Linked DNA regions of Mus musculus: region 1 is linked to region 2. The links are chromatin loops, found by intact Hi-C in ENCODE. Cell type or tissue: heart. All regions are shown on one strand. Each heading gives the region's core, and the rest is flanking DNA. Links, peaks and the distances in the headings are about the cores only.

Evidence for each region. Peaks named below come from ENCODE experiments on the same cell type or tissue, not always from the same donor. Only the 100,000 strongest peaks of a DNase experiment are listed, where the experiment ranks them.
Region 1: a loop joins it to region 2, with 16 times the contacts of the local background. A loop is called at or near these places in 7 of 42 quality-filtered maps.

What each region holds. Positions count from the first base shown.
Region 1 is chr11:71,200,854-71,205,252 of GRCm38, reverse strand. It overlaps Nlrp1b (NLR family, pyrin domain containing 1B), which reads left to right and starts at 3,797. Exons shown (of 14, transcript NM_001162414.1): 1 at 3,797-4,105. The coding sequence starts at 3,955. In heart, for the core only: no CTCF peak of the experiment used is centred there; no DNase peak of the experiment used is centred there.
Region 2 is chr11:71,151,224-71,155,622 of GRCm38, reverse strand. It overlaps Nlrp1b (NLR family, pyrin domain containing 1B), which reads left to right. Exons shown (of 14, transcript NM_001162414.1): 14 at 2,088-2,521. Among named protein-coding and RNA genes, the nearest start is that of Nlrp1a, 8.7 kb to the right of the region's middle. In heart, for the core only: no CTCF peak of the experiment used is centred there; no DNase peak of the experiment used is centred there.

The sequences.
Region 1 (4,399 bases), core at 92-4,091, 50 kb before region 2:
AAGAGACAGCTACATCTGGGTCCTTTCAGCAAAATCTTGCTAGTGTATGCAATGGTGCCAGCGTTTGGAAGCTGATTATGGGGTGGATCCCTGGATATGGCAGTCTCTACATGGTCCATCCTTTCGTCTCAGCTCCAAACTTTGTCTCTGTAACTCCTTCCATGGGTGTTTTGTTCCCAATTCTAAGGAGGGGCATAGTGTCCACACTTCAGTCTTCATTCTTCTTGAGTTTCATTCATTCAGCAAATTGTATCTTATATCTTGGGTATCCTAAGTTTTGGGCTAATATCCACGTATCAGTGAGTACATATTGTGTGAGTTCCTTTGTGAATATGTTACCTCACTCAGGATGATGCCCTCCAGGTCCATCCATTTGACTAAGAATTTCATAAATTCATTCTTTTTAATAGCTGAGTAGTACTCCATTGTGTAAATGTACCACATTTTCTGTATCCATTCCTCTCTTGAGGGGCATCTGGGTTCTTTCCAGCTTCTGGCTATTATAAATAAGGCTGCTATGAACATAGTGGAGCATGTGTCCTTCTTACCGGTTGGAACATCGTCTGGATATATGCCCAGGAGAGGTATTGCTGGATACTCCGGTAGTACTATGTCCAATTTTCTAAGGAACCACCAGACTGATTTCCAGAGTGGTTGTACAAGCCTGCAATCCCACCAACAATGGAGGAGTGTTCCTCTTTCTCCACATCCTCGCCAGCATCTGCTGTCACCTGAATTTTTGATCTTAGCCATTCTGACTGGTGTGAGGTGGAATCTCAGGGTTGTTTTGATTTGCATTTCCCTGATGATTAAGAATGTTGAACATGTTTTCAGGTGCTTCTCTGCCATTTGGTATTCCTCAGGTGAGAATTCTTTGTTCAGTTCTGAGCCCCATTTTTAATGGGGTTATTTGAATTTTCTGGAGTCCACCTTCTTGAGTTCTTTATATATATTGGATATTAGTCCCCTATCCGATTTGGGAGAAAGAGAAACAGAAGGATGTGGGCACAATGAAGAGAAGCAGAACTGGAGAATCGAGGGTAATGTGGAACAGCCTGATGTGAACAGCCAGTGCTGCCCCTGGGACCATGGTGGGGTTCTGTCCAGTGCTGCCTCTGGGGGACCATCAGGATCTATGGTACTTCAGCAGCAGGGATTAATTACCACCAAAATCCAGGCAGAAATCCCTGGTCTGGGCTGATGTCCAGGGACATACTGATGTCTGAGTAGTGCTGTGTAGAACTGGACCTGCCTTCTCCTGGGCCCCAGAGAGAAGAAGACCTGGGGATAACAGAAGAAGAGAACTGAATCTGCCCTTACCCACTTGGAGTTCTCAGGAGAACAGGCCCCAAACATTGTGGTGGTGGTGTTGTATAGCACCAAAGGTATGAGTGTGGAAAGTTGGCCCTGCCATTGTCTCCCCTAAACTGGTATGAATGAGGGAGAGATATTCCCCTTCCCCCTCCAACTCTTCCCTCAGCATCTGAAGCAGACATGAAACCTGGCCCTGGGTTCATGACAGCTGGAGAACTGGCCCTGCTCCAGCACTAGGGAAAAGGGCCACACCTGGCATTGGAGCATTATACAGCTTCCAGTCATATTGGAAGTGAAAGTGAACTGGCCCTTTAGGATATGAGGTGGCCCTGAACTTGTCTGCCTTGCATCAGCTTACATAAGGAGAGATTCCCTTCCATACCCTTACCCCTATAACCAGCAAGAGAACTGGCCCTGTGGTTATACATGTGAGTCACTTGCAGATGAACATGCACACACACACCATATACCTAAAAACAAAGAATATGGTGTTGGTGAGAATCAAAATCTTAAAGTGACATTTAGGAGATTTCAGAAGTAAGAAAAAACAAAAAAGAAGAAGAGAAAAGAAAAGAGAAAGAGAGAGAGAGAGGCAGGGAAGGAGAGAGGGAGGGAGGGAGGGAGGGAGGGAGGGAGGGAGGGAGGGAGGAAGGAAGGAAGGAAGAAAGAAAGAAAGAAAGAAAGAAAGAAAGAAAGAAAGCACAGGATTTGTGGCCTAAAGTGTGTTTACTGAAGTAAATAGCCTGTGGGTGGGTAGGCAACTGAGGAGAGGAAGCAAAGATATGCAGGGCACAAAATCTGGGGGCATCCAGGAGCTATTGCTGACCTGAGACCTATTGGCAAACCTCAAGTCCTACATTAATGGAGGAGGGAACTGAACTCAGACATTAGTCCTGTGGTCAGGGAGGCAGGGCTTCTGCAAACCTGGATGAAGCTCTCAGGTCTGACTCCTCCAGCTCAAGCGTCTGCAGAGACTTAACAGGAAATAACCTGAATAGTGTTTAACTTACATCTGCGCAGGCTCTCTAACGCCCAACTTCCTGATAAGGGTTCAGAGTCTCTTTCACTTTTGAAGAACATTTTCCTAGCTGAGGAGCCTTGTTCAAGGACACACACTCCTGTAGGCTTCGTGAAAGAGTAGGGTAAGTAATGGGACCCAGATTACACCAAGCCACTTAGATGTGGAAAGATAAGGCCTGGCCTCACTCCACAAAGGAGTATGTGGCAGACATGGGGACATCATCTTGAAAAACAGGGCCCAGGGCCCAGGACCCAGGTCTCCAGCCTCTGCTTGGAGAGTCTATAGGCCAGCTCTGATGGATGATAGATTGCTGGATTCACCAGTCTGGTTCATGTGCCTGCTCCTGTCATAGCCTATCCTGCACCCTCCTGTCTACCCTGAATCTGCAGAAATAACTATCCTGAATGATGATGTTCTCAGAGGGAGGGCCAGGGAAGATTAGATAGATAGATAGATAGATAGATAGATAGATAGATAGATAGATAGATAGATGGATGGATGGATGGATGGATGGATGGATGGATGGATAGATAGATAGATAGATAGATAGATAGATAGATAGATAGATAGATAGATAGAGATATATAGTATCATCTATGCTATTTATGGGTGGGGGGAGAGAGCCAAGGTCCCCAGAGAGCTAAGTTAGACAAAGTTAGTGAAGAAAACACAGGATACCTCAACACCTTAGAATTGATAATGACAGATTTCTGACTCAGCTCTTTCCCTGATCTTTCCATTTCTCCTTATCCTCATACTTCATTTTGACCCTGTCCTTTAAAAGTTACACATAAGTTCCTCCTGGAGGTTATCACTGGCGTTAGTCAGTTCACATTAGGACAATGGGTATGATGGGTAAAGGCCTATAGGGTGACCTTTGTTCCATCTCATTGCACAGTTCACAGCCCCCTGAATAATACCTGTTTTCAAATGTTTATCCAGAAGTTAACAAGAGCCATGACATAACTAATCCAGCAGAGCAGACCAAGTTAAAAATCTCTTGAAGCACATGAAGTCCACCCACAACATGCACACCCCTTAACCCCTAGGCATAGGATGGAGCTCCACCTCCATCATCCCCCTCCCACAGGAACCAATCAATAAGAGAACACACAACCCATTCTTTTCATCTGTCCTTAAGGTGAAATAAATAACCTTGATGACCTAAAAGAAGAACCTTAGACAATCTAAGACACCTCAAATCAGTATAACACTAAACACACCTACCTTCAGGAAAGCCAACAGAGCAGCTAGAACATCTGCCAGCATCATTCAGCTGTGAAACTTTAAAGAGCATGTCCACTGTTAAACACTAGTGTCCCAAAGTTCCCTCTTCTGTCCTATGAAGCCCAAACCCCTGGATACACAGTACCCATTACCCAGGAGACACTTGTGTCTCAATTTTTCTGATGAAAGGCTATCTGACCCTGTAGAGATTTGTCTGATTTCATTTATTACCAGGTCTCCTCTATGAGTTCTGATTAAATACCCATTCCCAGAGCAGAAATTTCTGGCCATGACAAGAAGACACTGCTCTCCTGCTTGCAACATCAGAAGAGAGTCTTGAAGAAATAAGAGCACAAACTGCTCAGAGAAACAGTATCTGAGGGCTCTGTACCATGGAAGAATCTCAGTACAAGCAGGAACATAACAAAAAGGTAGCTCAGGATGAAGGTCAAGAGGACAAGGACACCATCTTCGAAACAATAGAAGCTATAGAGGCAAAGCTGATGGAGCTCAAAACCAACCCAGAGAGTACCTTCAATTATGGTAAGTACAAGAGCAACCCCAGCTCATCACTCTGTGGCCCCTTCACCACCACTCCTGCCAAGGTTTCCATGGGCAGGTTAGCCTCCTGTCAAAGTTTACAGGTGCAGGAGAACAGGAAGGCTTTCAGAAGCCCCTAACTGAACTCTACAGTACACTTTGTTCTACAGAAGTACATGCTCAGATTCCCATGTGATGCTCAAAGCCCCTTGGAAGGAGCATCCTGAAGCTCTAGTGGGGAGAATCAGGCATGCAGAGGTCTATAAGAAGGTCATCATAGGGGCTGAGGCAGCTCCA
Region 2 (4,399 bases), core at 268-4,267:
GTCTGATTAGTGATGTAGGAAAGTCATATGATAGAACATGGGACACAGTGCCAGAAATATCTCAGATTCAGGGCACATTCTGAATTAACCTTGGGCAGTTGCATATGCACAGGCCTTCTGATCTTGTGATGAATTTGCAAGCCTTGCATTTGGTTACATCATCCCTTTTAAGGTGTGAGTCAAGGCTACAAGGCTTTCCCTCCAGATCATGTTTTGCATCCATCCCTGTCAGGTCAAGGGACAGAGCAGTTAGCCAGCTTCCCAGTGTTCCCTATATTTTCCTCTTTACTCAGCAGGTGAGCTAGGTCTGCTGTGGAAATCTCTATGACCTGCTTCTCTTTCTCTTTTGGAATACAGTATTTTCTCATTCTTATTCATGCCCTTACTAGATCACAGGGAGGCAGCTTTAGCCCAGACATCTTAGCCAGAAGACTCCAGCACTTATAGATAGATAGATAGATAGATAGATAGATAGATAGATAGATAGATAGATAGATAGATAGATAGATGGATGATAGATAGATATTTCCAAGTTTTGAGCTTCCTTTCTGTGATACTGACGTCATCGAGAACTTAGAAATATCTTAAACTAAACAATGACAGATAAATCCAAGATTCTTAAGTGTTTATGACACATAGGACACACTGGGCTGTCAATCAAGGTTCTTAAATGTGTGTGATAGGACACACTGAGCTTATTTGTAAATAATTTGAAATGTTAAAATATTACATTATACATTAATATAACACACATTTTATACAGTGAGCATCTTAAATCTTATAAAAAGGAAATACCTTAGATTTCATGAATTATTGATGTATTAAAGTGTGTTTCCATTACTTTCTCTGTCTTCTTACTGCAATACAAAGTCACCGAGTGCTCTGTCTGACCCATGCCTCCATTCAGATTTGGTTAGGATGGGCTGAGACACAAGCCCTGACAGAACATACTTTCTGTGGCCAACAGCAAAAATGCACAGAAGCAGCCTCCATAACTGAGGTTCTCAACTTGGCTCCTCCAGAGGACAAGCAGCATGGACAGTGGTCATGACCGGTACTTCAGTCAGATAATGGCATATTTGCAGGAAAAGAGTACTAGTGAAAAGAATATCTCAGTATTAGGTTTTCATCCAAGAAATGTTACTATTCCTTCTCTGGGTTCTGCATCTAAGGATGTGATCTGCAGCCTGCACAGCTGGTGTCCTGGTAATACAAACACATGGTGTGGTGCCAGCAAGAGACACCTGCAACTGCAGGAACAGTCAGATCCTTTAACAAGTCCAAAGGGACAATAAGCATTTAGAAATGGAGACTTTAATGTGCACATTCATCTAACATAAACCAATAATTTAAAAGAAATGCACTTTGAATATGAAAGAAGTGTATTGACGTGTTTACATTTGTGTTAATGATAATTTAACAAAATTACAACAGTTAATTTCTTGACATTGAACTTAAGATGACTAAGGGCTCATTTTTAAATGCCCTACATGAAGGGAAACTTACAGAGATTATAAATGTCAACTATCTTCTTACATGGCAGTCTGCTGGGGAAAAGGTTTGTGTGTTTGTTTTGTATTGTTTTGATTGTGTTTGTTGTTGCTATTGCTGTTTTTTAACTGTAAAAACCCATTCATAAAGACTGTTTTGTGTCAAGTTAACATTTGTGGCTTAGGAGTCCATATAATGGGTTTATCTGTGTGACCTGATACCAGTAGTCATAACAGAAAGCAGAATGGTCCTGCTTCTTTGCTGGGGTGTGGTGGAATAGTCTGGGGTGTACATAGCTGTGTTTTCCAGCCTGGTCCTTCCTTACAATCCTAGAATGTTTAAACATTTGGTGTCTTTCAGAAAACACATTACAAAATTAGAAACCAAACCCTTTGGCTCTAAATATCTCATGAGTTTTGTTTTTATATAAAAAAAATCTTTATTTCTTAGTCTATGTCTATTTATTTTTAATCCAGGGATAAAGATGGAGCAGAAATTGAAGGAATGTTCAATTAGTGACTGGCCCAACTTGAGACCCATCCCATGTAAGAAAGCCAATCTCTGACACTACTAATGATACTTTGCTATACTTGCAGATAGGAGCCTGGCATCTCTTTTCCTGAGAGGCTTCATCCAGCGCTGGATGGAAACAGATACAGAGACCCACAGACAACATCGCATAGTGCTTAAGAGGCTTCCAGAAAATTGAGGGATGGAACTGAGCAAGCTGGAGGGATCAAGGACACCACAAAAAAACCTACAGAGTCAACTAACCTGGGACCATGGGGACTCACAGAGATGGAACTACCAGCCAAAGAGCATGCAGTGACTGGACCTAGGTTCCGTACATATTTGTAGCAGATGTGCTGCTTAGTCTTCATATGGGTCCACTAACAATAGAAGAGGAGGTTGTCTTTGTCTCTGTTGACTAATTTTGGACCCCTTTCCTTTAACTGAACTGCATGAATGGGTCTCAGTGAAAAGGATGGGCTTAGGCCTTCTGTAAGTGGATGTTAGAGGATGGGATGGTATTCAAGGGGAATTTCCCCTTCACTGCGGATAACTGGAGAGGTTGGGGGAGGATTGTGTAAGTGTGCGGATGGGAGGAAAAGAGGGAGGGAAATGCAATCAGGATGTAAAATGAATAAATATATTCTTTAATTTAAAAATAAAAATGTAGAGTCTGGCATAGTGGCACATGCCTTTAATCCCAGCACTCGGGAGGCAGAGGCAGTCGGATTTCTGAGTTCGAGGCCAACCTGGTCTATAAAGTGAGTTCAGGACAGCCAGGGCTATACGAAGAAACCTTGTCTCAAAAAAAAAAATGTAAACCACTTTTTAATTCTAAAATAATCATGATGGGCATTAAAATGGTTGTATATTTTCAAAGTATTTCACTTTAATGGAAACTTATCTTTTTATAAATAAACATTAAATACTTGAAACAAACAGAATTGAGTGAAAGTCAAGGAAATCCAGTCATACTTTATGCCCTTATCCTTGAGCGAAAAGCATTATCATAGTAGTTTCATTTAGTAAAATCTGATCTAAATTCGTATGTTTCCTCTGTTGGAATTATTGTGTAAAAACTGTGACTTCTTCTAAAACCATACTGACAACAAATAATCCTAGGAAACTGTCATCATTTTCTTTTTTACCTTTTTCCAGCCTTTTAGAGACAAGATTTTAATGGGTAGTCCTGGCTATTCTGGAACTCACTCTGTAGATGAGGCTGGCCATGTAATCAAAGAGATCCACTTGCCTCTGCCATGAGAGTGCTGGGAAAAACACATGTGCCAACAGCATCCAGCCCAACAATATCTTTATGACTCTTCATCATTGTGTTATTCTCGATCCTATACACGTGTCCATAAGATCTAGAGATAGGAGTTGCATTGGATTCGTGGCATTGGCCGACATTTTCACACCGGAAGTCTGGTTTACATTAACCAGTGTGCAGTGCTTCCTTCAAGGTGTGACCCTCATTATTGGTTTGGGCAATTTATAAACTGCTGAAAGAGACCAGACCTCAGAATCCTCCTTACCTCCCTCTTGCAGCTGGCATTCTGCTGTCCTCTGAGCCAGGCTGCAGCGAAACAAGCTAAGCTTCTCAAGATGGACAGTGCCCAAAACAGTAGAAGCCCTGATAAGAACAAGGACAGACTGTACATAATACCATTAACTAGCATAGTGACCCTGGAGTCACTTCTGCTGCGCGCACAATAGGTGGCACGACGAACCAAGATTTACATCAATTCTGGGTACACAGAACCAAAGGATGCTTGGTAAGAGAGCGGGTGATGCCAGTTTAACACAGGAGTTCCTATCAGATTTAGGATTGGAAAAATCCTTTCCCAATCTGCTGGTGGCATTTTTGTCTTATTGACAGTATCTTTTACCTTATAGAAGCTTTGCAATTTTATGAGGTCCCATTTGTCAATTCTTGATCTTACAGCAGAAGCCATTGCTGTTCTGCTCAGGAATTTTTCCCCTGTCCCCATATCTTTGAGGCTTTTCCCCACTTTCTCCTCCATAAAATTCAGTGTCTCTGGTTTTGTGTGGAGGTAAGAGCTCAAGAAGCTGGACTCCAGAAAATCAAATAACCCCATTAAAAAATGGGGTACTGAGCTAAACAAAGAATTCTTAACTGAGGAATACCGAAGGGCTGAGAAGGACTTGAAAAAAGTGTTCAATATCCTTAATCATCAGGGAAATGCAAATCAAGCCAACCCAGAGATTCCACCTCAAAACAGTCAGAATGGCTAAGATCAAAAATTCAGGTGACAGCAGATGCTGGCAAGGATGTGGAAAAAGAGGAACACTCCTCCATTGCTGGTGGGATTGCAAGCTGGTACTGATTTCCACTCTGGAAATCAGTCTGGTGGTTCCTCAGAAAATTGGACATAAT